Regions from separate parts of the Homo sapiens genome. Here region 1 is linked to region 2. A link is a loop called in an ENCODE intact Hi-C map of the cell type or tissue named here. Cell type or tissue: heart left ventricle. All regions are shown on one strand. Links, peaks and the distances in the headings refer to the core of each region. The heading gives the core; the rest is flanking DNA.

Region 1 (2,929 bases), core at 113-2,612, 100 kb after region 2:
GTGTTGCCTTGTGGCATGGAGTTCAAGCAGCATTGTACAGGGCTATCAAAGCACAGAGAGCTTGCTACAGCCAAGGCCAGCCAGAGTCCCAGGCACAAAAAGGGGTGGAGCTGGTGACATACAAAGTTGTATTAACATGTTTTGAAGCATTGCAAGATTCGTTTGGAAAAAATTGAACCTTTTCTGAAATACAAGGTGTATAAAGTAGAACTCTTCACACTGAGGTATATTAGAAAGACAGGAAAGAGGAGTTGAGGCATGGAACAGGTCATAGGAGAGTATTAAAGAACCACAGTAGATCTGTAATGGAGTTTTTATAAATACAGCTTTTAATAGAGGTGACATACATACAGAAGAAGGCTCAAATTATAAGCTTACAGTTTAATTTACACACACAAGCAACCCTGTATAGCCATCACCCAGATCAAGAAATAGAACATTATAGGTACTCAGAAAGCCCCTTGAGCCCCCTCTCAGTTGAATAGTTGAATGTTAGTGTATGAGGCAGTCTTTATGATACATGGGTGTTAGCCCTGCCTTTGAGTTCTGGGTTGACAAAAAACATACTCTCCTTGCATAACACTGAACAGAGTATGTTACTGGCCTGCAGATCAGCGATATACCTTTTTGGAAGCCCTCAGTTCAGACGGAGTTTAAATGGGAGGCTGATACTCAGAGAAAAGAGCATTCCAGAGATGTTTTTTCAAAGTCCACTTGAGTCATGGGACTCAATGTAACAGAGTTTATTTCTTGACATTAACCTTTAAAGGGAATTTTTCCAAGTAATGAAACAAGCCCCAAGACCAATATGTGTGTAGTTGGCTGTACTCATGGGCTCTCAAAGGTCAGCTGGTAACAACCCTTGCCCCACAGAGCAATAGATGCCCTTTCCCCTACTTTCCGCAGAGCTGGCTTCTTGTGCTTTTTGCTGGAGTGAGCCAGCAGGTCAGCAGGTCTTTTCACAGGCATCAGAATCCCTTTGGGAGAGAGCAACTGACTTTACTTTTCACTTTTGATTTCAATTTCAATATTGTTGATTGGTGGAGTAGAGCGAGTGCCAATTTGAAAATGTAGCCATGTTATACACTGGTTTGAGCAACTATTTTATATGTTTCTGTGGGGCTGAATGAGTGAAGGGAATCACCAGTCGCCTTGGGGCCAAGGCTCTACCAGAGGGTGTCCAGTCAGTGCAGACTCCCAGTGGCCGCACCAGTGACTGGCAGTGTTGCATTTCCCATGAGAGCAGCCACCAAGTCCCTCAGTCCTTGCTTTGCTCTCTGGAGTCACTGATTTGAGAACCTTTGATTGCAGCCATTTCATTGAGGGACACCACGTTTACCAAATCTAAAACATTTTTGCTGTGATTCTTGAGATGCTGTGAAATGCTTCCCCATCAGTTATAAATTTTCTGATTCAAATTTTTGGATAGATAATACAAACACATAATACAGACTTCTAAGACATTAGAAGGATACACAAGGAAGTGAGTCACCATTTCCACTTCTGTCTCTCAGTGTTAACCTCAGTAGAGGCTGCCATTTTTTTTAGGGTTTTTTTGTTTGTTTTTATTGTACGTATTACAATATATCTTTGTTTATATTGTATGTAATGTAGGATACATTTATCTTTCCAAAGGTAGCAAACTCTATATAGCATTCTTTTTACAAAATAATAGCTTTATTGAAATATAATTATATGCTATACAATTCACCCTCCATATACTATTCTATATCTTGCTTTATCAGCTTTTTATTAAGAAAATTCATAAACATATGTAAAGGAGAGAGAACAGTATAAAGAACCTCCATTAATCCATCAGTGCAGATTCTGCAATCATTAAGGCTTCACAACACATGCTTTCTCTATATTTTCTTCTTCCTCCTCCCTCTGGTCCTCTCTCCTTCTTCCCTCTTTTTTGCTAAAATACTAGAAAACAAATCCCAGATATTATATCAATCTACCCTATATATTTTAATAAGCATCTCTAAAAATACTGCCTTTTGCTTTTTGACGTAATAACGCATCTTGAAATTGATCATATCAGTATATTTTAAATTGCTTCATTTTTAATGGCCATATAGCATTTTAACATATAGATATGCTGTTATTGATTTGTTCAATTTCCTAATGATATTTAGGTTTTTCCAGTCTTTTACTATTATTTAAAAATTCAGTGTATTTGTATACGGTATACACACATATATGTACACACATGTATATTATTTTGCCTACATGTGAGTATATCAATAGGATAAATTCCTAGAAGGGAACTTGCTGAGTCATCGGATATGTTGATTGTAATATTAACAGATATAAAGTTCCCTCCATAAAGGTGGTTCTAATTTACATTCCCACCAAGCAGGGTTATAACGGTACAAGTTTCTCCACAGAGTTATCAAACTTTTTGATTTTTTTCAATGTAATAGGTTAAAAATTATACCTTATTTTGGGATTAACTATTAATATTATTTACTCATTACTCTATTGGGTTGTTGGACTTTTTTTCTTGTTGATTTATGGAACTCTTTATTAATTAACAAATCCATTTTATGTGAAATGTACTGATAATATTTTCCATTTATTGCTTCCCGTTTGGATTTGTTTGTGGTGATGTTTTTCCCCGAATAAATTTAACTTTTTAAAGTAAATGTAGCAATTATTTTGAGATGATTTCCTTTATTATGCATTTTCTACTTCAACTTTTTTTTCCAATTCTTCCATATTTTTCCCTATCTCTTTTTCTTTTCTTTCTTTCTTTTTTTTTTTTTCTTTTTTAACATCTTTGACCCACCTGGAATTTATTTGAAACATGGAATGCTCTTCCAGTTTTAATGCCACTTCTACTCCTTCTGACTTTCTATTAGGGTAATGCAGGACTGGGCTTTGAGCAAATCCTCCCTTGGACTCCCCTGTTTTGGGAGAAAGGGCA
Region 2 (2,929 bases), core at 211-2,710:
GAATTTTTTTTCTTTCCAACTTGTATTTTAGGCTCAAGGGGTAAATGTGCAGATTTCTTACATGAGTAAATTGCGTGTCACAGGTGTTGTACAGATAATTTTGTCACCCAGGTATTCCACGTAATACCCAATTATTTACTAGAATTGAAACACTTCTGAATTATACTAGCTGTTAATGAAAAAGAGTCAAATTCTGGAAAATATTTGAGGGGATTTATTATGAGCTAAATATGAGTGAACAAGGCCTGAGGCACAGTCTCAAGAGGTCCTGAGAACATGTGCACAAGGTGGTTGGGTTACAACTTGATTTTACACATTTTTGAGGGGCAGAAGTTACAGGCAGACATCAATACATGTAAGGTGTCCATTAGTTCAGTCTGAAAAGGCAGAACAACTCGAATTGGGGGTGGGCAGTGCAGGGAGACTTCCAGGTCATAGGTGGATTCAAAGGGTTTCTAATTGGCAATAGGTTGAAAGAGATAAGTTATTATCTAAAGACCTGGAATCAATGGAAAGGAATGTCTGTGTTAAAATAAGGGGTTGTGGAGACCAAGGTTCTTATTATGCAGATGAAGCCTCCAAGTAGCAGGCTTCAGAGAGAATAGATGGCAAATGTCTCTTATCAGACCTGGAAAGGTATTATGTAAGACCTTTAGTTAGTCTCTCCTGGATCAGGAAAAGATCTGGAAAAGGAAAAGGATTATCTATAGAATCCTTTTCCCCACAGGAGACAGCTTTGCAGAGCCATTTCAAAATATGTCAAAGAAATATATTTTGGGGTAAAATACTTCAGTTTCTTTCAGGGCCTGCTGTCATGTGATGCTGTGCAGGAGTCAGGTTAGAGTTTGGTATCTTATTGCTATGAAGTGTCTGTTTTGCCAGTCTTAAGATCTCTGTTTTATTGTTAACGCTGATCACTTGTGCCTGAATTCCAAAGGGAGGAGGGTACAATGAGATATGCCCAACCACCGCCCTTCCCATCATGGCCCGAACTAGTTTTTCAGGTTTACTTTGGAATGCCCTTGGCCAAGAGAGGGGTCCATTCAGTCAGTTGGGGGGGTTAGAATTTTGTCTTACAGAACTGTGCTTTACTCATTTTTATAACAGTCCAGCCAAAAGTCTGCTCTTAAAGCCAATAGAAAAAGAAAGAAAGACTTAGGAGTGAATCAGTAAACTTCAGGCATTTGTAGCAGTTCATATTAGACATTTGAGGAAGATCTAAACAAATCTGGGGAAGATGAGAATGAGGAAGAAAAGCTGGCCTTCCAATAGGAACTTATAAAAGAGTACATGAAATAAGGCTCAAACCACAGAAGCTTAAAAGTCATGAAAAATGCTAATGAATTCTTTCTAAATTCTAAATTAAAAGAAACATTTTATTAGAATGTCTAAAATGTGTTTTAATTCTGAACTTGATTAACAATTCTGAGTCACAGTTGGGATGTACAATTTTCAGAACAGTTTAGAAACAAGCAAACAAAAAAGCCTTTTAAATGAGTGGATATTTAGGGAAAACTTGTGGGAGTGTTTGGGACATTTGCAGTGAGCTCTTTCATTTTTCCTGATTGCTCATTGTGAAGCAGTAAGTAACAGGCAGTAAGTACCAAACAGATCATTTGGTACAAAAAGAAAAATCTGTATTCAATAACTATAAATTTAGGAACTCTAACCTCTTGCCACAGCATCTCCATGTTATTCAGCATTGGAGCTCAACTACCGACTGTGTCAATCAAATAAGAGTATCAGGTTCCTGTGCTAAAAATATTCCAGCTCAAATCATCTTGGCAGACAATACCAGAAAAAACAAACATTTTTCTGTCTATTAAAGTGACCAAATGTTAGGAGACTAAATATAAGCAGAAAAGACAAGTAATAGCTGCATAACCTTGAGCAAGATACTGACTGAGCCTCAGCCTTTTCTTCATTAAAATGATATTTTTAATGCAGGTCTATAGTCTTTACTCTGCAATTCCAAAACAGGACAAAAAACAAAACACTGTGAAACCCAAAGTGTTTTTGTAAGTTTGGCACCAGGATTATATGCCAAAGAAAACCTACTGTGAACAAATATGAAGCCTCTATTGTCTCAGCACTTGTATCCGTAAGTCACACATGCCTCTGCTATTTGCTGATATTTTCTGACTTGGGGATTAATTCCATGGAAAATGTCGAAAAGGGCTAAAGATATACCTATGGGTAACAGTGAGAAGAAGAAAAGGAAGCATCTGTCTTTATCAATATCTCAGAAAGTGGAGTTATTGCAGAAACTTGATGGTGGTATGTCTGTGAGGTGTCTTACTGAAGAATATGGTATGGGAACCACCACGATATATGACTTAAAGAAACAGACAAGTTGTTGAAATTTTATAGTGACAGCAATAACCAGGAACGAATGAAAAATAGAAAAACATTGCATAGAGCCAAAAATGAAGACCTTGACCCTGTGTTGATTGAATGGGTTCGACAACAAAGAAGTAAAGATACACCACTGACTGGTTTGTTGGTCGTGAAACAAGCTAGAATATACCATGAAGAACTGAACTTTGAAGGAGAGTGTGAATATTCAGGAGGCTGGCTGCAGAAATTTAAAAAGTGTCTTGGAATCAAGTATCTTCAAATCTGTGGTGAAAAGGCTTCTCCTGATGATGAAGCTACTGAAAATTACATTGATGAATTTGCTAAGGTAATATCTGATGAAAATCTTAGCCCTGAACAAATTTACAGTGCTGATGAAACAGCTTTGTACTGGTGCTATGTTCCTAGAAAAACTTTAACAATGGCTAACAAAAGAGCAACAACAGATGTCAAAGATACTAAGCAAAAGTTAACTGTTCTTGAGTGTGCTAATGCTGCAGGCACACACAAGATAAAATTGGCAGTGATTGGAAATAGCCTATATCCAAGGTGTTTAAAAGGTGTGCATAATTTA

Evidence for each region. Hi-C counts contacts between places; a loop is a spot of excess contacts. Peaks named below come from ENCODE experiments on the same cell type or tissue, not always from the same donor. Only the 100,000 strongest peaks of a DNase experiment are listed, where the experiment ranks them.
Region 1: a loop joins it to region 2, with 2.0 times the contacts of the local background. A loop is called at or near these places in 8 of 110 quality-filtered maps.

Annotation. Positions count from the first base shown.
Region 1 is chr10:89,589,875-89,592,803 of GRCh38, reverse strand. The region is part of intron 5 of PANK1 (pantothenate kinase 1); the gene reads left to right. It overlaps MIR107 (microRNA 107), which reads left to right; the gene lies at 1-57. Among named protein-coding and RNA genes, the nearest start is that of MIR107, 1.5 kb to the left of the region's middle. In heart left ventricle, for the core only: CTCF peaks have their summits at 1,017 and 1,224; no DNase peak of the experiment used is centred there; H3K27ac peaks cover 2,500 bases.
Region 2 is chr10:89,693,556-89,696,484 of GRCh38, reverse strand. It overlaps the pseudogene FLJ37201. Among named protein-coding and RNA genes, the nearest start is that of KIF20B, 6.6 kb to the left of the region's middle. RefSeq lists an enhancer at 2,600-2,929. In heart left ventricle, for the core only: no CTCF peak of the experiment used is centred there; no DNase peak of the experiment used is centred there.